3 separate regions of the Mus musculus genome follow, and all the other regions are linked to region 3. A link is a loop called in an ENCODE intact Hi-C map of the cell type or tissue named here. Cell type or tissue: gastrocnemius. All regions are shown on one strand. Links, peaks and the distances in the headings refer to the core of each region. The heading gives the core; the rest is flanking DNA.

Evidence for each region. Peaks named below come from ENCODE experiments on the same cell type or tissue, not always from the same donor. Only the 100,000 strongest peaks of a DNase experiment are listed, where the experiment ranks them.
Region 1: it touches region 3 in a loop (6-fold over the local background); 18 of 42 quality-filtered maps call a loop at or near these places.
Region 2: a loop joins it to region 3, with 11 times the contacts of the local background. A loop is called at or near these places in 30 of 42 quality-filtered maps.

Annotation. Positions count from the first base shown.
Region 1 is chr3:144,527,079-144,534,054 of GRCm38, reverse strand. The region is part of intron 1 of Hs2st1 (heparan sulfate 2-O-sulfotransferase 1); the gene reads left to right. Gm43560 (a long non-coding RNA gene) reads left to right here. Exons shown (of 2, transcript XR_003954573.1): 1 at 1-6,976. Among named protein-coding and RNA genes, the nearest start is that of Gm43560, 4.3 kb to the left of the region's middle. In gastrocnemius, for the core only: a CTCF peak has its summit at 2,915 (motif pointing left); a DNase peak (open chromatin) is centred at 2,739; H3K4me3 peaks cover 736 bases; H3K27ac peaks cover 1,641 bases.
Region 2 is chr3:144,451,061-144,458,036 of GRCm38, reverse strand. It overlaps Hs2st1 (heparan sulfate 2-O-sulfotransferase 1), which reads left to right. Exons shown (of 7, transcript NM_011828.4): 3 at 4,000-4,085. Among named protein-coding and RNA genes, the nearest start is that of Gm43707, 58 kb to the left of the region's middle. In gastrocnemius, for the core only: a CTCF peak has its summit at 4,210 (motif pointing left); a DNase peak (open chromatin) is centred at 4,224.
Region 3 is chr3:144,613,011-144,619,986 of GRCm38, reverse strand. No RefSeq gene overlaps it. Among named protein-coding and RNA genes, the nearest start is that of Selenof, 46 kb to the right of the region's middle. In gastrocnemius, for the core only: no CTCF peak of the experiment used is centred there; a DNase peak (open chromatin) is centred at 2,772; H3K4me3 peaks cover 683 bases; H3K27ac peaks cover 1,987 bases.

The DNA.
Region 1 (6,976 bases), core at 1,797-4,296, 86 kb after region 3:
TAATTTGTCTGATTCAGTGGCTGGAAAGGAATCAAGTCCTTAAAAATGCTTTACAACATACTAAGGTCTCTGTATTTTGAGCTGCAGAGTTTAAAACAAATATTTCCATGTGGCAACTTTGGCCGTAGAAAAATATCTGTATTGAAAATCTGGTTTGACATTAGGTGGAGGGAGGGGAGTCTTTCAGAAGAGGGTGAGGAAGAGGTAAGAGCCGAGGGGTCAAAGACACCAAAAGAAAATGGTTCATGGAATTCATGGAATCAAACAACCATGGATCCTAGGGCATCCCAGAAACTGGGCTACCTACCAGGGAGCCTGTAAGGGGCTGACTTAGGTCCTCTGGGTATTCGTTATGGTTGTGTAGCTTGGTGTTCTTGTGAGATTCCTAACAGTGGGAGTGAGGGTGTCTCTGACTCTTTGCCTGCTTTGGGGTCCCCTTTTCTCTTCCTGGATTGTCTCGTCCAGTCTCAGTATGAGGGCATGTTCATTCTCTTACTGCTACTTGATGTGCCCTGTCTGGGTGTTATCTCTAGGAGGAAGGAGGAGGAGGAGGAGATCTGTGGAGAGGAGAGAGGGTGACTGCAGCAGGGATCTAATGTGTAAGAAAGAAATTCCAAGAGGAATTTTTAAAATTCAAAAGAAAAAAGGAAAGACAGACAGACAGACAAACCTGGTTTGAGCAATATGAATGTACACAGAAGGAAGCTGAAAGAGGCCCACTTTCCTCTTCAGATCATCATTTGTTGCTTGCTACTTTGATCTGGTGCTCCTTAGAAAAAGCTGTGTAATTGCTGCTTGTCTTTTGATGTAGTTGTATCCTGAAAAAACCCTTTGTAAGTAAGAAAAAGCTCTACCTAGTATTTGCCTGCTAGGTACCATAAGAGCAAGCTGTAGAATGTCAGTTGTTTACCTCCCGTGAGTCAGCCTGCTGGGGATTGCTTGTCATCTGCACCATGTATCACAGATTTTAAAGTGTACTTTTTCTGGATGCAGCACTGTAATATTTAGAAATGGTAAATCAGTCATTGTAAGTTGGAGAGCAACCTTATGTGGTGAGAAAGAACTATTGATTGTTTATTTTGTTTTATAGGCTGCTATGAAAAAGACTCTTATACCAGAAAAACATAACTGTTATACTCTGCTACTGTATTTTATCATAAAATAGTTTGTTTTTGGAGAGGTTTTTCTCACTTGAGACTTTGGGTCACTTTTTTTTTTCTTCTTTTTTTGCTAGTTACCTACAGAGGTCCTCCTAATTAAAGAATTTGACAATATATTGGATTCTATCAAATGGAGCCCCTTTCCTATCCTTGAGTCTTTGGCCTAGATTATCTGGGATGTAAGAGCAGACACTGAAATCATCCCCAGCTCTGCCATTTGAAGTTGTACATGGGATGCTGTAGGTGGTGGTGCCCTGGAGTCACAGTGAGTGCTCACCCTGCATGAAGGGCCAGGCTCGCCCAGGATCAGCACCCTGCAGAGCACTCAGCCAGCCATGGTGCTATACCAAGTGTCAGATTCACATGCATGAGTGGATAGCATTGGGCTGACCAGGATGTGGTGGCCAGCTAGATATCGAAGATCTCGGATGATGGCTAACTGACTTCTGAAGTCGTGAGTCTCTTCTGGGGCTCAGCTCTGGAAAACCTGGTGCAATGGAAAGGGGTCTTTTTTATGTTGGAAAGGGGCTGTATAAAGTTTCTTCCCATCTCAACCCCTTCCCTCCCTCCCTCCCTCCCTCCCTCCCTCCCTCCCTCCCTCCCTCCTTTCTTTCTTTCTTTCTTTCTTTCTTTCTTTTTACCAAAAACATATGGTTGGTAGCTAGCGCCAGGAAGGCTGAGCTGCAAGGATGGAAAATTCGAGACCAGCTTGTAAACCCTGCCTCCTAAAGGTTGAGAGGAAGGAGTAATACATATGTGCTCAACAGGCTTTAAGGCTAAATGTATTTTGGAGTCTCTTCTATAAGTATTCTTTACATACACACGCACACACATGCACACAGTCTCTCTCACACAAACACTCACTTAAATGAATAAGTTTAAGAGGAAGCAGTAGTCTAAATGTGCAGCTCCAGCTAGAGAGTGCAGATTGGTTTGGTTGGATGCTGAAGAGCAGTAACAATGGAGGATGTAGAAATACCATCTGAATTATACAGCGGATGGCAGAACTGTGTGTGCATCAGCTGCGTTAGCTGTGCATGGAAGTCAGGGTGGGTTTGCACAGCTATTCCTGTGCTGGTTGACTCTTCACTATTTGTCTCACAGTTGCAAACTTCTAAGTGATCTAAAAGCAAAGATTAGAAAACTCTGGGTCATATTTTAATGATGTATTCTTTCATTTTTAATTATGTGTATGTATGTATGTATGTATGTGCTTTTGCCCCCAGCCCATGCTGTGCTGCAGATCGGTGCCATAAGTGCCTGTACTGTAGCAGCCACTCGCACACAGCCCAGCACCTCCAGAATATTAAGTTTCCTTTCCATTGCTAACGTCATAAAGCTTTGATTTAAAAATGAGGACCTTTCCTTTCCATCAGACATGCTTTCCATTGCTTCTTTGTGTTGTTCTGTCCCTAATGTTCTTTCACTCTGTGATTCCAACAGTTCCCGCTGTAGCTGGGTTGCTCCTGAGGGTTAAGCTTCAGGAATCGCTCCAGCTCTTGTCTTCTTTTGTAGTTACCTCCTGACAGGTGGAGGAGGCTCTGCTCTTGGACTCTCACCACTCTCACTCCTGCCAGGCACGTCCTGACATTTCCTGGCTGACTCGCTTGCTTCTTACAGGTCGCTCATTACTTCTCACTGGAGGCTGGCAATTTCTCTGAGAATATCTGAGTCTCTGTGGGCCTTTCCCGGAGAACACTCTCTACTTTGTACCTTATAGTTATTTATATATTTGCATATTTAGTTTTGCAGAATAGCTACCTGCTGCCCTCTTCTGGCTTCATATTAGTTTGACCTTAAGTAAATTTTAATTATTGTCTTGGAGAGACCCATGGTTTCCCAAAACTGACTTGATTGAGAAAAATCACTTAGGTGAATTTTTCTTTTAAATTTGCAGTACATGGTTTTCCATTTTTAGAGATTCTATTTAATTAAGTATGGGGGGAGGGGGGTGGTTATTGGTAGAGTAACAAAAACAACACTTGGTGTTAAAAGTCTCCAGCCAGTTATTAAAATCTGACTGTAAGATAAGGAGGTAGTCCTTAGACACCTGGAGATGTAGTCCTCACACTTTAAAATGTCACAGGTAAAGAAATAGACAAGGAATATAGGACTTTACCTTCGTCAGAAAAAAAGAAAAACAAAAACAAAAAGAAAAAATGAATTTGGCAGAAAAAAAGGCCTGCTCCTGCCTGTGTTGGTTTGGTAATTTTACTCTAGTGACAGTCTTGGGAACTCTCAGCAATATTTATAGCAGCCAGGACTAAGGGACTTTGACACAGCAGCCAGGACTAAGGGAAGTTGACACTAATTTTATGGAATCTTAACCCACTATGTTTTGTTTTTTGAAATGCAAAGACAAACAGAACAAAAACAAAACAAAAGCCCTCTGATGCTAACAGCTTCTGGGGCTGTTCTCCAGCAAACTGGAGTTTGGGAGCACAGGCCCCAGGTCCAGCAGCCCAGCCACCCTCCAAATACACCCGCTGAAAGGATGAGCGGAGCTGAAAGGTAGAGGACAGAGATCTAACATGTTAGGAGGAACAAATGAAGGGCCCAGGGCCCCTTGTCGAATCACTGGGTACCAACATGAGCTTTGCATTCCTATAGAGAGGAGTTTTGGGGACACATTTGCATACTCAAGCACTTGTGGCTGGGCTACGGGCTGGTTGATTATTAGTTCTGATTCTGCAGGATGCCCAAAGAGGTCTGTACAACTGACTGTCAGCATGGCAAGATCAGACTGGTTCCTACAAGGCGCTCGCTTCTGCTCTCTTGTCCTTAGTGGTATTTGTCTCCACGTTGGAGAGTCTGTCCTTGGAGGATATGGTATTCTCGGGATCCAGGTCTTGTGCTGTACCTTCAGCCTTGGAAGGGGATGAGATAAGTTGGTAGACACTCCTTGAGAGATGCTCTTGCCTGTGCAGAGTGAAGTAGGAGTTCCATCCAGAGGCAAGGACCTAACAAAACAGTCATGCTAGGCTTCATTGCCTTTTAAAAAGTCTACTTGGTGACTCAAATGAGAAGTCAGTGTTTTTGTTTTTTTTTTTTTAAAGAAACCCTGATGAAAACATACACAAACATAACAGACAGAAAAACAGATTCTGCGTGTGTTTCTGTTTTGAAGTTCTGGCTCAGAGATAATGGTGTTTATATGGCTTGGGATTCTTTGTTTCTCTTTACCTTTGGTTCACTAACTGTAATTCTCCAATCTGAAGCATATGGATCTTCTAAACTCGTCTATGTCTGTAGACTGTTTAAATGCCTTTGATCTGCTATATGCTTTAAAATAGATAAATTCACATCTTGTGTGTATAATGTAAAACGTCTGTGTTGGCAGTCATGTGGTCAGGGCTGATGCTGCTTCTTGGTGTAGAAAGCTGCTGGACATGTATGGCTCCCTGGGTTTCCTCTCAGCACCACAAGCATGAAGGGTCATGTTTTTTGGAAAATTAATTGCAACCCTGTTGAACTCATTTCATTCCCTTTTATTTGCATGAAGGATATAAAGGTATTATCCAGTTGAACAGTTTATAAATTAATGTTTATAAACTGAAGGAATGTAATAATTTTTTTCTCTTAAACTTTGGTACTAATTGCATTTAAAGTTGTTCCAAATATGTGGTGTTTAGATATATACATTTTCCTTAGGAAACTACTCCTGCTTCTCTCTCATCTTAAGCCATCTTCTCCCTGCTATTCTTCCTCCCTCTGAGATTATTTCCTTAATGTTGTTAATACAGACCTCTCTCCCCACCTCCCACCCCTGCCCTGCCTGTTTAGCCTGTCCTACTCCAGAGGCAGAGCGAACAGTGGTTAGCTGCTTCTGATGCAGACAAGGCTGGGCGAGGCCAAGGTGGGCATTGGAGTAACTGGGGTTCTTGACATTTTCCTTTCCTTTTTGTCCCCTTTTTGTTCCTGAAGCCCGTTCTTGTATGTGCTGTTCAGATGTTCTTCCACTGAGCCCCGCCCCATGGAAGATAACATTTGGTTTCACACTGAATCTAGTATTCTTTGATTCCTGAACTACTCTGAAGTATCTTGTCAGGGTTGCCAGGCATTTTACTTAAAAATTTATTTGTAAATGACATCCCTCTGAGGGGTCTTGCTTGCCCTGTGCCCATCTGGCTGTCTTTGGGCGTGAGCCATTTCACCTGCTTGTTTCCTATGCAGATTGTGTGGTTTGAGGCCGCAGGGCTTGGGGACCTGGAACTGGGCTGTTGGGAATTGGTTCTAATGCTTTTGTCTTACTTTGGCTCCCAAAAGCTAAGCTTCCAGACCTGAGGGTCCCTGCCCCCAGCTGGCTTCAATTGGTTATAAAGAATTGCTGTACAGCCAATGGCTGGGCAGGGAGATGGAGTAGGACTTTGAAATTGTGCGGGCAAGGGACTGGGAGATGGGAGGAAGAGGAGAATCGCCATGACTTGAAGGGAGAGTGGTCAGATTTAAGAGCTGCAGGAGAAAAATCATCCATCAATGTAGGTGGAAAGGGAAAGTGACCCTATTTGGAGCAGGGTGGGTGCCCAGAAGATAACAGGGTGGCAAAGATAAAATATAGATTTAGAAGATGTTATGCCAGGAATACTGGAGGGGTGTGTGTGTTAGCTGCAGAGAAGTTAGAAGTGTCCAGCCATTGAGCTACTCAAGGCATATCAAAATTGGCTGGTGAGTGAGAGAGAGAGAGAGAGAGAGAGAGAGAGAGAGAGAGAGAGTGTGTGTGTGAGTGTGTGTGTGTGTGTTTCATTTGTGAATCCAGAGCTCTTGGGCGGGCGCAGTGTGTGGAACCGGCTAGGAGCCAAAGCAGATTAACTAATTTGCCTGCGCACTTGGCTGTGTGTCTTTCATCTCCTGACCCAGCCTCTGACTTCTGCAGATGATACCTGTTCATTGTTCCTCTCGTGCACAGTCAGCTAGCACCTGGTCCAGAGGACACGAGAGCCTAGCAGTATAGCGCAAGTTATGCTATACATATTACTATACATAGACAGTACATACTACCTACCATGCATAGGAGTCAGATCACAGTTCTCCCATTCCCACAGACTTACAATAAGGTTCTTTTTCATTTAATTTCTAAAATTAAGGAAATAAAATTTCTTTCCTTATAAACTTATCTTGCAGTCCTAGTGCTTACAAGCTATTGAGCATCCAGAAGTCACTGATGCGGCACTTGGAATGGTGGTGGTGCAAGCATCCGAGCGGGAGGTTACTTTTAACCAGCACTCTGTACTCACACATTACACCTAGCATCTCAGTATGATAAATAACACCGAGATAAAGACCTGCTTACATAAATGCTTGTGTCTCTTCCATCAGTAGGCATGGTATTAGTTATTCAAGTGTGTTTCAAAAGTTAGAGCTGGCATGAAGGACTTTAGAGCTGTCTGCCTTTGGGTTGTCTCGTTAGTTTGTGGCCTTCTCCAGGGATGAGGGATTGTCTGAGAAATGCCAAGGCAATGTCCTTATGGAATGTAATGAAGAAAATAAACTCTTTCCTCATCTACTAGCTAAAAACTCTTAGCCTTCCAACACAGTTACAAACTTTAAGTATTTTTATGTCGATATTTACAACCTAACAGGTTTGTCTAACCTAACAGATAGAACACAAAGGTAGTAAGCAACTTTAGTAATTTACCCTTATGTTGTATAACTAAGCAATATAAGGTGAACGGCCTTTGATGGCAATTTGCTTTCTGAAGTCCTGAGTATACAGTGGTGCCATAGAACATCCTGAGTATACAGTGGTGCCATTGAACATCCTGAGTATACAGTGGTGCCATGGAGCATCCTGAGTATACAGTGGTGCTGTGGAACAT
Region 2 (6,976 bases), core at 2,669-5,168, 160 kb after region 3:
ATGGTTTTCAGTGTCTTTATAAAAGTGAAGGCTATAGGATTTCCTTGATCTCTTCCATCTCTAAAATTCTGATTCTGCTAGTCAGTTCAAGATTGCTTATAGCATAATAGTCTGCCTTTTCTTCATCTCTAAGAAACTCTTCCTCTGTCCAGCTGGAAGTAACTTTAATTTGTGAACCGTTTTTGAAATGCTTGCATCTAGTGCGCTTCAGGCATCGCTGGAGCGGTGGCAGAAGCCAGGGTCACTGCTTCAGCCTCCTCTTTGTTTTGTGTACTGCAGTACTCAGGTGCCTGTTTTATGTACTGCAGTACTCAGGTGCCTGTTGCAAACCCTGCTGGCTTTCAGGGTCAAGGTGCCCAAGAGTTTCTGTAGCCCTCAGACCTGTGTTGTTAGGGCCACAGAAGAAGCCTCATGTTAATAAGGTTAGGAGCTGTCTCCTGAGCCCACATCTTCTGAAACAGTGGTCTTCATTTGGTCCAGGAATGAGTGACACCACTTCCTGAAGGCTTATTAGAAATGCAGAATTCCAGGTACTAACTGCTTCAGACCTGCTGTGTAGCTATCTGTCTCAACAGGAATTCTAGGTGGTTTGTTTTTTGCACTTTGAAGTTTGAGAGGCCTACAGCAATCTAACCCAGCCTCCTGGGCTTCCCCTCCTGTTAAAGGACACAGGTGGGATGTGCCAGTCACCCTCAGGATGCTTCACGTCCATGTGGCCCATCCTCAGGAACGTTTGGGGGAAAGAAAGGGTGCCTGCAGTGTTCACGTGACTCCCAGTTCTGTGAGTCTCTCACATCCACTCCCTATTTATATGCTCTGTCCTGTCTGACATTTGCAGTCTGCCGCAGCGTTTCCGTAGAATTTAATCTAGCACCTTTTTCATTTCCCTCCTGAACCATCCTGTCCACAGGAGATCCCGGCTTTGGAAAACAAAGCTGAGTTTCTGAGTATGCCTCAAGCTCTGAAAATGATCACCTCTTTGCCACCCCCACCCCATGTGTGTATGGATGTACTGCCTGCATATATATATGTCTATGTGGCATGTGCATGGCTGGTGACCGCAGAGGCCAGAGAGGCCATCAGATGCCGTGGAACTAGAAGTACAGGTGGTTGTAAGCCGACATGTAAGTGCTGATGACCCAACCAGGTTCCTCTGAAAGAGCAACCTGTGCTCCAGCCACTGGGCCATCTCTCCAGCCGCTCTTTATTTTTGGTTAGAAATACTGTAGTTGGTTTTCATAGGACCCAACATAATTAACAATAACAAGTACATTTCATGTCATCGTGCAGTTTATTCTTCATTCACTATTTTGTATTTTTATTCTGCCTAGTACTGAATTGAAAGAATGAATAGGAAAGAACACAATACCTCATACACACACTTGCATGTATTTGGCTCATAGTGTCACTACCATTTACATCAGTGTATCAGCCAATAATGTAGCCCCTTAAACCTAAACTGTCCCAGAACTGTATTTCCCAGCAGACACACTAGCGCATGACTGCATCTGTCCTGTCCCTAACCCACAGCAGGCCTTCTGTAGGAAGCAGCTGTAATGCTGGTAGCCTGAGGTCAGTGCTGTAGAGTAGGTCCGTGTAATTCAGATCTAAATGTTGGTGAAAGACTGATACCTCACTGTAAGTGTAGGCTCTGCCTCCCGGGACTGAAGCTGCAGCTTGGTTCCCTGCAGTGTAGAGGAGTGGGCCCTGCCATCCCTCTGTGTCTGTCTAGTCTCCAGAAGAGAGTCCTGACCAGCTGTTGTTTATTGTACAGAGAAATTGTATAGCTGCTGGCACACAAACAGTTTAAATTAACTACTTGTTTTCTTTTTAAAAATTCTTTCTCAATTTTTTTAAAAAAATAATTAATGGACACTTACAGAATTTCTCATGTTAGCTTTTTGTATACTTCCAATTCCAGGAAGTTAGGAAGCGCTTGGGAGCTGGAGCGTTGCCGCAGCAACCAAGGATGCCCACTGCTCTCTCATAGGGCCTCAGCTCAGTTCCCTGACCCACACCAGGCAGCTCGAAACAGTCTAACCCCAGCTCTGCGAGGGGCGACCCTGTACTCACCCGCAGTCACACTTATATTGCACAAACCCACACATTAAAATTGAAAGAGAATTTTAGATACTTGACTAGCTTATATGTTTTTATTTGAACAAGCTTATATATCCACCTTTAAAAATCTTACAATCATCTTTAGTCATTTTGTTAGTCGTATTTCAATTTGCTGAGGTATAAAGAAGAATGTCCTTTAAGTGATTGCTTTTCGAATGCTGTGTCAGAGAAAATATGTAATATATAGAATGAGCTGGTATGGTGGAACTCTGTATGCCCAGGCCTTGGGAGGCAGTGGCAGAAGGACCAAGAATGTGACGTCACCCTAGATGTGCTGGGCGTGAGGCTAGCCAGGGGTATGAATCTCTGCTTGTATAATACATGTATTCATATGCACACAGAAAGAATTCTTTAGATTGGAATGTTGCTTGCTTTTTCAGTGTGTATTTTTGATAGGGGGTGTATTTTTTCTGTGTGCTGGCTATTTGTATGTCAACTTGACTTAAGGTTGGCTCATCTGGGAAGAAATCTTAATTAAGAAAACACCTCCAGAGGCAGGCGGATTTCTGAGTTGGAGGCCAGCCTGGTCTACAGAGTGAGTTCCAGGACATCCAGGGCTACACAGAGAAACCCTGTCTCGAAAAATCCAAAAAAAAAAAAAAAAAAAAAGAAGAAAGAAAGAAAAGAAAAGAAAAGAAAAGAAAACGTCTCCATAGGATTGGCCTGCAGGGAAAGGGAAAGCCCACCTTGAACAGGTGGTCCAGACTGTTTAACAAACTGAACATGTCATGAGGAACAAGCCAAGAAGTAGTATTCTTCAGGCCTCTGCATCAGTGCCTGCCTTGTTTGTTCTCTCAGTGACTTTTCTTGAGGCTGGACTGTCAGTGAAATAACCCTCTCTCCTGTGTTTGCTTATGGTCATGGTGTTTTCTCACAGCAATAGAAAGCCTAAGGAAGACAGCAGGGTCCTCTAGAGAAACAGTAGGAAGAAAGAAGACACACACATTTTACATTTGTATTATGGATGTGCATTATAGTTAAGGGGAGTGGTTTGGAGTGGATCAGGGATCAGTGGTTAAGAATACTTGTTCTTTAGATAACCTGAGTTTGGCTCCCAGCACCCCCTGTGGGCAGCTCATATCACCCATATCTCCAGCTCCATATCTTATGGCTTCTGTACATATATGTATAGAAACCTGCAGATACATGCACACGCGTCCATATAAGTAACCTTATAAAAGAGAGCGAGTGTTAGAATGTCTTGCACAGTGCTGTCTGGGTAGTCCAACAAGGGCTACCTTCACACTGAAGCCACAGAGAACCCTGAAACTGCCTAGTGCACAAGGCTCAGGGCCTCAGGAGCCCCAGTCTGGCTCTGAAGGTCTGGAGAGTTCCTGAAGAGCAACTTACCGTCAGTTCAAGTTTGAAGCCCGAAGAACCCAGGTTCTAATGGAGCAGCGGCTGCAGCGGTGCAGACAGCTATAAGATAAATGAACTCTGTCAAGGTGCAAAGATAAAGGGGCAAATACCACCTTTCCCCGGCCCTCCTTCCATCTGTGTATCCCTCCTTCATCTGTACCTCGTGCAGCTCGTCCCACTGCAGACAAGCTCATCACGAAGTCTCTTGCAGCTGTGCCAGCCGCTTATCTCTTATTGATTGTAACGCAGTGAAGATGGCAGTGATGATTTGCCCTCATGGGGGTGAAGTACACCCCTGCGTCCACCTCCCGCCCTGTGTAGACTGTGTATACTGCACTGGTCATGGCCGTGGTAAAGTAGTGCGTTCAGACTCCACTGACTGCTCTTACTTCAAACTGGCCTTCCAGCCCCATGAATGCGGGGACTGGGTCCCGTTCCTGAGTGGGAGGTCTTTTGTTGATGACAGAGTCTGCTTTCTTTCCATTGCAGTGAGGTAATGAGAATGTCCTCCTCTTTTAGGTGCGCTTTGTGAAGAACATAACCACCTGGAACGAGATGAAGCCAGGCTTCTATCACGGACACATCTCTTACTTGGATTTTGCAAAGTAAGTAGCATCCAGAATGATGTACTGAAGAGTGCTTTGTCTGTCCTCTGCCTGTGAGCAGTGTTAGACACACTGACAGGCCACTTGTACACTGATGATTTAAATATTCCTTCCAGTGCTTTACTGCCCTCTAGTGGTCATAAAAGGACACGTCTCGAGCTAATTATGACAGTTCACATTCTGTTATGTTAGGGACTTGTGGCAGTTTCTCACCTGTACTGGAGGCCGGCTGATTACTCCACGAGTGTGCGGTCAGTCAAATGGGCTCACCAGGTCACTGACAGAGAACAGAGAAACCCCCCTCAGTTTCTGGTACCCTAATATGCTTTTCCTCGAACCACTGTGTTTCAGCTTTGAAATTATGAGATATAAGGGGAGACTTTTTAAAAACTAAGAATTTTCTTTTATGTTTGAATATGATTGTATAAGTCACGGTAATTTTGTCTTAATTCTCTTAAAGAAAAGTTCAAAAGACTGCAGAATACACAGTGTTCAAGCATTCTGTGGCCCCCTTGGGAGCCCTTGCATCTTTAAAGAGTAATCAGAAAATTGGTTAAAAGGAATAGTCTAAACATAAGACCCGTTTGAACATTCTCCATGGAGCACATGGCGCTGTTACAATAAAAGCCCACACGCACGTGCTCTGCTGATAACCCTCTGCTGACTTCAGAGACGACGGAAAGTGACTGTCCACAGTGGGCATGCGCAGCCTGGTTCTACCTTAGCAGCGGTGTCTGCTCTAAGAGAAGCTCGCTCTGTCTCGGTTTCACTTTTTAGGTTGGAAAAGGAAAAGGACAGAACAGCGTGCCGTAGGGTCAGACAGTGGGACATCCTAGCTTCTCTGGAAATCATATAATTAAAGAATTGCCTGAATATTACACAATAAAGTGATATATCTTGATTTCCCTCATAATCCCTAAGATCTTTTAGTAACATTGTAACTTTCAAGTTAAGTGTACAGTTTTCTATAAATAATTCATACTGCAATATTGAAAGCATTTTATAGGCGGCTTTAAAATAAACTAAAAATTCTCTCTGCAGAGGCCCTGAACCAGTTTCCTAGACTTCATTCACATGTGCGTGTTCCCTGAGGGCTACGCTACCCTTCACTCAGAGTGTCTTACCTTTCACCTAGTGGTCTGGGGCTTTTCTTTCTCTACATGGCCTGGATTCTAATACTGTAGGTTTTCATTATTAAAGTTATACATTGAGTGCCTTGGCTTTGGGCACAGTCTTGTATGTAGAACAAGGCTCTGATGTTCACCGAGGTACTTGAACTTGAAACGGATAAAGCATTTTAAAGAATAATCTTATTAAACACTGACAGCCACACTGGGTTTGAATATTTTCATAGTGGCTCATGTTACTGGAAATAATAATATATTGTAAAAATTTTAATAGAATGACAATTTTAAATAAATAGCTAAATGGAATCAGTTAGAGGAAGTTGTTTGATGTGTTCTACTGTATACAGTCAAGAAATATTGTAGATGTGACCATTCCTTAGCTTGATAGTCATAAACTCCATGATTGAGGAAGGAAGAGAGAAACATCATTTGCCAATTTAGAGTACCTTATTCTTCAAAACATGTTATTGAACTGAGTGTGGTGGCGTATACCTGTAATTTTAGTTACCAAGGAGACTGGTACAGGAGGATTACATGTTTGAAGCCAGCCCAGACAACTTAGCGAGATCCTATCTCACATTTTAAAGTGAGGGTTTAGGAAGACGGCTCCATGGGTAAAATTGCTTGGATCACAATTGTGAGGACCCAGGTTTGAATCCCTCGAACCCATGTGGAAACCAGGTATGTAGCTCAGGCATCTACATATGGTCCCAGCACTCATGGAGAGATGTAGGGGACAGAGGCGGCTCACCAGCCAGTGACTGCTGGCAGCAGCAGTAAAACCCTGTCTCAAAGGAGTGGGAAAGGAAGGATGACAGGAAAGATCGTCCTCTGACCACCGTACACCGTGACACATGTACTCCTGTGTTCACACGCACAGCAAATGCACAACACAGCTAAATGATTTTTTGAGTAAAAACATGTCTCTTGAGCTGTGGCTCTGTAGTAGAATAGTCACCTAGTTAGGATAGAAGCCCTGGGTTTACTCAGTCCCTGTACCACCACACACAAAATACTATATGTGGGTGATTAAGAGCACTGGCTGCTCTTCCAGAGGATGTGGGTCAGGCTCCCAGCATCCACGTTGTGCCTCACAGCCAGACATGGTACACAGACATTCATTCAGGCAAAACACCTTACACATGAAATAAAGAAGGTCTCAAGAAAGGGCAGAGAAGGAAGTACAGGTTCCTGCGTCCTTGGCTCGGTGTGATTCCCTAAGTTACTTGCTGTAACTTAGAAAAAATGGTAAATTCGTGGGGGGGGGGAAAGATGTTTAATTTTCCAATTTATTAGACAGATAATAAAAATTGAAACATAGTTGAGTTTTCTGGAGACTCAGGGAAAGAATGTGGAAAAACAACAAGTGAAAGATCCTTTGTGTTTGTACACTCTAGTACAGACGTCTCGATCAAGTCCTGCCTTTGTATTTTCTCTACAGTATTAGGATAGAAGAAGAGAAATGTCTTTTTACCTAGCGGCTTTGATTGGGGTTCTATCATGTGCCCTTTGTTTTAGCCTTGTGGTTTCCTGAAGCACCTCTAAGTGCTCAGTCCTTGTTTGTTTTCTTCCTAGTGATAAGCAGTCTTCAGAGAGTTGAGCGATGACAAATTAATGCCATTGACTTTAACATTCCTTTATATAGGGTGGACATTTTCAAGATGCCAGGATTAATATCAAATTGAATAGTTGTAGTTCTTGACTAAGGATAGGTTCATCAAAACCCCCTTTCTTTCTGGAGTGAAGAGACTATGCCTTACTAAA
Region 3 (6,976 bases), core at 1,732-4,231:
TAATTGATCTTTTTTCTTTTCTTTTTCCTTTTCCTTTCTTCTAATCTCTCCCCAGGTATTCTTACCTGACCTTAACTTTTTCTCGGGTTCAAGACCCTTGGAAAGGCCTGTATACTTATTTTGTGTACCATATTTCCTCTTTGCTCCTACTCTCTCTCCCGCTTTACTTCTGATAGATTGCCCTGAATTTCATCCAGAATTTTTAGCCCTGCCTTAACCACTTGATAACATGTGAAAAGGAACAAAAAGGCTCCTAACACTAGAAAAAGTTCAAGGCCAAACATACCTTGTAAAGCTATTTCCTACTTTACTTCTGATAGACTGTCTTGAATTTCGTTAGAAAGTTCAAGACCAGACTTACCTTGTAAAGCTATTTCCCACTTTACTTCTGATAGACTGTCTTGAATTTCGTTAGAAAGTTCAAGACCAGACTTACCTTGTAAAGCTATACTTACGGGTACCCTGTTCCCCAGCTGAAGAGTTCTGAATTCACGCAGTTGAATCCTTCTCAACAGTCTGTTTTACGGGAACCTTTATGACCGTGACCCGCAGTTCTGGTTCCGGAATGAGGGATCTTCCTTGCGCCAGTGATGGTTAATTCCCGTCCCGAGTTTTTTTGTTCCGGGTTTTTTCTTCCCGGATTTTCTCGTCCCGGGTTTCGGCACCAACTCTTACACGCGTTCTCACGACCGGCCAGGAAAGACACAACAAACCAGAATCTTCTGCGGCAAAACTTTATTGCTTACATCTTCAGGAGCAAGAGTGCAAAACTCAAACCCAAAAACGAAAGCGAAACCCCGTCCCTATTTAGGAGAGTTATCCTTCGCCTAGGACGTATCACTCCCTGATTGGCTGCAGCCCATGGCCGAGTTGTTGCCACGGGGAAGGCAGAGTACATGGGGTGGAGAAATACCCTTGGCACATGCGCAGATTATTTGTTTACCACTTAGAACACAGCTGTCAGCGCCATCTTGTGACGGCGAATGTGGGGGCGGCTTCCCACAGTGAGGGTCTCAGTTCAGCTCTGAGAACCCACACAAAAGCCAGGCTCTGCGGACCTGATGCTGTGGTTGGGAAGACAGGAAGTAGTGCAGCAGCCATTGCATTAGGCCCTGGAGCTACAATCCACGATGAGCCACGGTCATTGTCTTCTCGAGGTGGACATGTCTGTGGAGATCGTACCTCCAGTAATCCATGGTATTAATTGTATGTCACATGATCGACAATAGTGGCAAGAATGGGCACATTTTTCTATTCTCTTTTTTTTTTCTTGGTTTTTCGGGACAGGGTTTCTCTGTGTAGCCCTGGCTGTCCTGGAACTCACTCTGTAGACCAGGCTGGCCTCAAACTCAGAAATCTGCCTGCCTCTGCCTCTCAAGTGCTGGGATTAAAGGCGTGTGTCACCACACCCGGCATCCTTTTTCTATTCTTAAAACACAGTATTTTTTTCATTTTCTCCCTTTTACCCCCTCCCCTAACTGTCTGAAAAAGGTATCAGGCGAGGCCAAGCAGAAGAGGCAGTGGTCCAGCAGGGCCACGAGCTATGGCAAGACTAACATCCTAGTTAGTTTTATCCGTTAGCTTTAAGTAGTTAGCTCTGACACACCCTAGAGTCAGCTGAGAGGAACTCTCACCCAAGGACCTGGAGGATTGCTCTGTATTGGACTGACCTAGGGGCATGTCTGTAGGGTATGATCTTAATTGTTAGTTGAAGTTGGAGAGCCCACTGTTTGAGACACCATTCCCCTGGCACGTGGTAGTCCTGCACTGTATTATAAAAACCAAGCTGATGGGGCCAGGAGATGACTCAGTGGTCAAGAGCACCGGCTGTTCTTCCAGATGACCCAAGTTCAATTCCAGGCACCCACACAGTGGCTCACAACCATGTGTAGCTCCAGTTCCAGGGGACTGACAACTTCCTCTGACCTCCTAGGGTGCCATTCACAGACATACACACAGACAATCACATCAAAGTGATCCAAAGCCATACCACAGGAAACAGCGTGGGTCACCAGAGTCAGTGCCGTGAAATGACTGGTTAACGTGTTAACGTGTTAGCTGATAATGCATAAGCTGACTAGCCAGCATCAGACGGACTGAAGGCACTCTACAGCTCTGGCTGGAACTGCTTACAATGTCAGCATCTATCCCGAAGTCTAAAATAGAAGCAGAAGTCAGGAATGTTCCAAATGAGGAAGACGTTGAGACTCATGGGAAGCAGAAAAAATGTGTGATCCTGGCTTGAATCCTCTGCTTATAAAAAGCTGCCGATTCCACCGGAAAATCTTAAGTGGACTTGGCTGGAAGAAGGATGTAGGGCAATTCTTTGTAACTATTCTTGTAACTTTTCCACAGGAAACTATTTGAAAAAAAATTAAGTAGTATGATTGCTGTGGCAATACAGCTTATTTGAGCTACTGGTGTGGCTGAGAGAATAACAGGGTGCTGTTGGGTGGGAGATGGGTTGGGGATAACAAACAGGTGGCTCTGAGCAAGAAAGCGTGTTTGTCAGAGGGAAGGAGGATTCATGGTTTGAGCTTCCCTCGTTTGAGCTGTGAGTTTCTTCTTCCCAGCCATGTTGGCCCAAGCACCTTACCTCGAAACTCTCTGTTGCCCTCCCTGCTAGCACTGTCTGTCTACCAGATGCCCCCTGAAAGCACTGTCTACCAGAGGATCCTGAAGATACTGGGAAGCCGAAAGAAGGCTCCTTCAGACACTTAGGAGATATCAGTGCAGTGACATCATATGGCCAGCAGATGGCAGCAGGCAATTCTGGGAAAGAAGAGCCTACTGGAGCAGGGAGGGAGGGCTGGTGAGGCCAGGGCCTGGCTGGCTCCAGCTGTTGGCTCTCTGTGAATTACAGCCTCCTGCCAGGCAACAGAGCCTCCTACAACCCAACCTTGCTCTCTGGAAATAATGGGGGAAAGAGAAGGAGGGCTGAGAGAAAAGTCTTCATTGTGTTTTTGAAGAAAGATGCTTTTATTTCTTCCAATAATGCAGGAGAGAAAAGGAGAAGCCATCATTTCGCAGAACTTGAATGAAATGCCTCAGAGTCCTGGGAGTTAATAGAAAGAGTTGGATTCACTGGTGAGAGGGCGGGACACACCCTCAGTACTCAGGACAAAGGAAGAATACAGACTCAGTTCACTTGTAGTGTGGAGGCAGGGGCTTGAGAATCAGATGAGCCAATCTGTGCATTACAGGGTGTGGTTAAGTATTCGAAAAATCGCTGCAATTGTTGCTACTTATTGGACACTTATTGAGGGCCAGCAAATAACACCCGGCACCAACCCAAGTGTTCGGTGTGTGCTCTATCATGAAATCTCTTCCAGAGTTATGTGTGTGTATGTATTTTGCATATTTCACATTTAAAATTTCAGGCTTAGAGATTGTAACTCATTAATATAAGTTTGTGAGGGTGTTTTACTGTGTGCCTACTGGGGACATACTGACAAGACCAGGGTTGAGGACAAACATGATCCTTCTCTTTTTGTAACTTACTGTCTAGCTGTGAATCCTAGGGTTGAGAACAGAGCCAGGACTTGATTTCAGGTTGGTCAGATACAAACGACTTCTGCTGCCGTTCTAATAACAATAATCGCAATAAAGCTGCACCATTGCTTGCTGTTTAGCACCCCGCTTCCTCCGAGCAGGCCTTTATTAAACCTCTCATTTGTAAAGTAGAAGTTAAAAACACCTAGTTTATAGTTGTCTGGAGAATAAATAAGATAATTCTAATTAAATGCTTACTGTAGTCTGGCATCAAAACTCATCAATAACAGGTCATTGTCATTACTAGGACTGCCTTGGGGTCTGAGATCACACACACACACACAAGTCTCATTAACACATCCTGAGAACTGTCCAAGATTAGACTGTGTCCAGCCTTGAGGTGGAGGAGAGGTTTCATCCCGGAGATGCTAGTTGCTGTTGTTGTTGTTTTGCCTTTGGGAGGGTCACTCCATCATTCTCTCTCCATGTGTCCTGGATGTGGCTGGCCCCAACCCCACCAGGGCTAGACAGATAACTCAGAGCAAGCCGTGTGGGATAATTCCTCCTCCCTGTTGATCATCAATCGAAGGATGAGTATCTCATCCAAATAGCCAATGAGAGTCACTTCAAGGGCTTTTCAAAGAGTTACCAGAAAAGAAATGATCTTTCAACTGAGGCTATTTGCAGGAAGGAATATCAGAACTGAAAGAAGCTGAGAGCAAGGTCACCCGGGAGAAAGACTGTATGTAGTCAATGGATGGCTTGAGAATCCTGATGACATCATCCGAGCCCTGGAGCCAGGGGCTGGCAAGCTTTTACTGGAAAAGGCAGGATCATAAATATATCAGATCATTCCTGCGAGGACCCAACGCATTATGGCTTGAGAGCGGCCTTAGACACTGTGTAAAGAAGTTACGTGGCTTCGTGCCACTAAAACTATTTACAGGAGCACTTGATGGGGCCCGGAGAGATGGCTCAGGGCGGAATGCTTTTCCATAGGGCCTGGGTTCAGTTCCCAGAACCCACATCAGGAAGTTGATAATCCCATATCCAAGGAATACTGCACCCTTTCTGGCCTCTGCAGGTACCCACATACATGTGGGAGACACACATTCATAAGTAAAAATAAAAATTAATCTTATAAAAAAGTCAGGCAATGGGCTAATGATCTCTCTTCTCTGAGGCTGTATGGAAAGCCAGACACCACTGGACTCTTCAGTTAGGGCTGCTGCTCACTTCCTTTCCGGATTAGGCCAGTTTGAGATTTATATCACAACATTGGAAAGGGCTCTGATACAAGCTTCAATTTGATAAAATATGACCTTAATTAATCTGGCATGTTACAGATTACCTAATGGTAAAGAGACTAATTTATCACTCCTATCACCAAGTGGAAACTTTCGGGGCAGCCATTCTTGCTCTAAGTCTATTCTGCAGTGGCTCGTGTTTGAGGGCGCGTGATCCTGCCAAGGAAGTTGAAACATAACTGCCACTAAATCTCCCCAGAGAAGCAGAGCAGGCGTGGGGTAGGGTGCACCTGCAAAGTCTTGAGCAGGCCGTCCAACAAGGGACTACAGTAAATCACCACAGATGAAAGGATCCCAGAAGCTGTCACTGGGCAGAATCTTCTCCAGTGATTATAAAATGAGGGGCTGGGGGTGGGGGTGTTCTGACAGGGGAAGGTCGGGATCTGTGGAAGAGACGGGGCCCAAATGTTCCCGTCCGTGGGATTTATCACCCTTCTTAGGAAATGACTTTGCTGTATGGAAGATTTTGTGTTCTTTGGATCAAGGCTGCTTGTTCTAGCTCTCTAATTTCCTGCAGCTACTCAGACTTTCCTGGAATTAGGCTGATTTATTTGAAAGCCGAATACCGCAGTCCTCATCCTTAGCGCTCAGCAGAGCTCCTGATGGCAAGTTGCAGATATCAGATTTAAGTACCTGCTTCTAAAGAGCGACATGTTTACAGAGCAAGCAGATGTCCTAGGAGTGGCAGAGGATAGCCACCAGCATCTTTACCAGAAGATGGAAAGAACATCACTGGTGTGGGGTCTAATGGGGTGCTAAGTTACACAGCACAGATCTGGAATTCTGTATTCATTACAAGACGGGGGCTGATGTGGGTGAGAGGCATCGAGCAGGCCCCTGGAGGGTGAAGAGTAAGGAAACTTCAACTGGAAAGGATTACTGGGACAATGATCTGGTCCTGAGGATGAACAAGTCATTGCGTTAGATAAGTGTTTATAAAGCTCCTTTGTGCTAGACACTGCACCGGGTCCCACAGACACAGCAGTAGCTAGAACAGTGTTCAGCCTTTGTGACACCTGCAGTTTAACAGGCGATGCAGGCGACACCAAATAAGAAGGAAGACATATTTGCAGCCATTGTGAGAGGTTAGTTAGATGGAAGGGCAGGGGGGTGAGCTGGAAGAAGATGGAGATGGTGCAGTTTATTATGGCACAGCCTGGCGTGGGATGCACAGCACATTCGAATGTGGTCCGTGGGAGGGATCAGAGATGGAAACTGAGAAGTGGTGGCCAGGGAGTATGGGAGTGTGTCAGGGAAAGGTAAACTGCAGGCTTTGGTTATCAGCCCTTGTGTGTCTGCCTGATGCCCTAACAACCTGTGACCTCACTTATTCAACCCAGGTCCATGTCCCTGCTAGATGAAAATCAGTAGGTCTTGTTCTAGATGACATTTTATTTATTTATCATGGGAGGTGGGGACTACAGGTACCATAGGATGTGAGGTCAGACGGTAACTTAATTTTCTCCTAAGAGTCCCAGGGATTCGACCCAGGCTGTCAGGTTTGGTGCAAGCACCTTTACCTGCCGAGCCATCCCACTGACCTAAGAGTGAGTCGTTCTTGAACCAAACCGAACTGGCCCTATTAACAACACATAAAAACAAAGCAAAGAGTGAGGTCTTGCTAATCTCTGTCCCCTATCACTCCTCTGTTGTCGGCTTTAGCAGACCTGAGACTGCTATGGAATGCTTCTCAGGGACTTTATCAGGAACACATGCTCCCGGGCTGGAGAGATGGGTCAGTGGTTAAGAGCACTGACTACTCTTCCAGAGGTCCCGAGTTCAATTCCCAGCAACCACATAGTGGCTCACAACCATCTGTAATGGAATCCAATGCCCTCTTCTGGTGTGTCTGAAGACATCGACAGTGTACTCATATACATAAAACAAATAAATCTTTAAAAAAAAAAAAAGAAGAACACACACTCCTAATGATCAACACTCAGGATGCTGAGACAGGAGGATTACAAGTTCAAGGCCAGAATAGGGTATTTGATGAGATGCCGTCTCAAACAAACAAAAATGGAGCCGAAAGCCAAATCACCCCCACCCCAAAGCATCCCAAGGTCTCTGTGAAGAAAGTGAGTTTTCCTGTCATTTGAGCTCTGACAGTCCCTTCAAGCCACAGACGAATAAAGGCCATAGTAAACTCAGAGTAGATGGCACGTAGCAGAGACCTC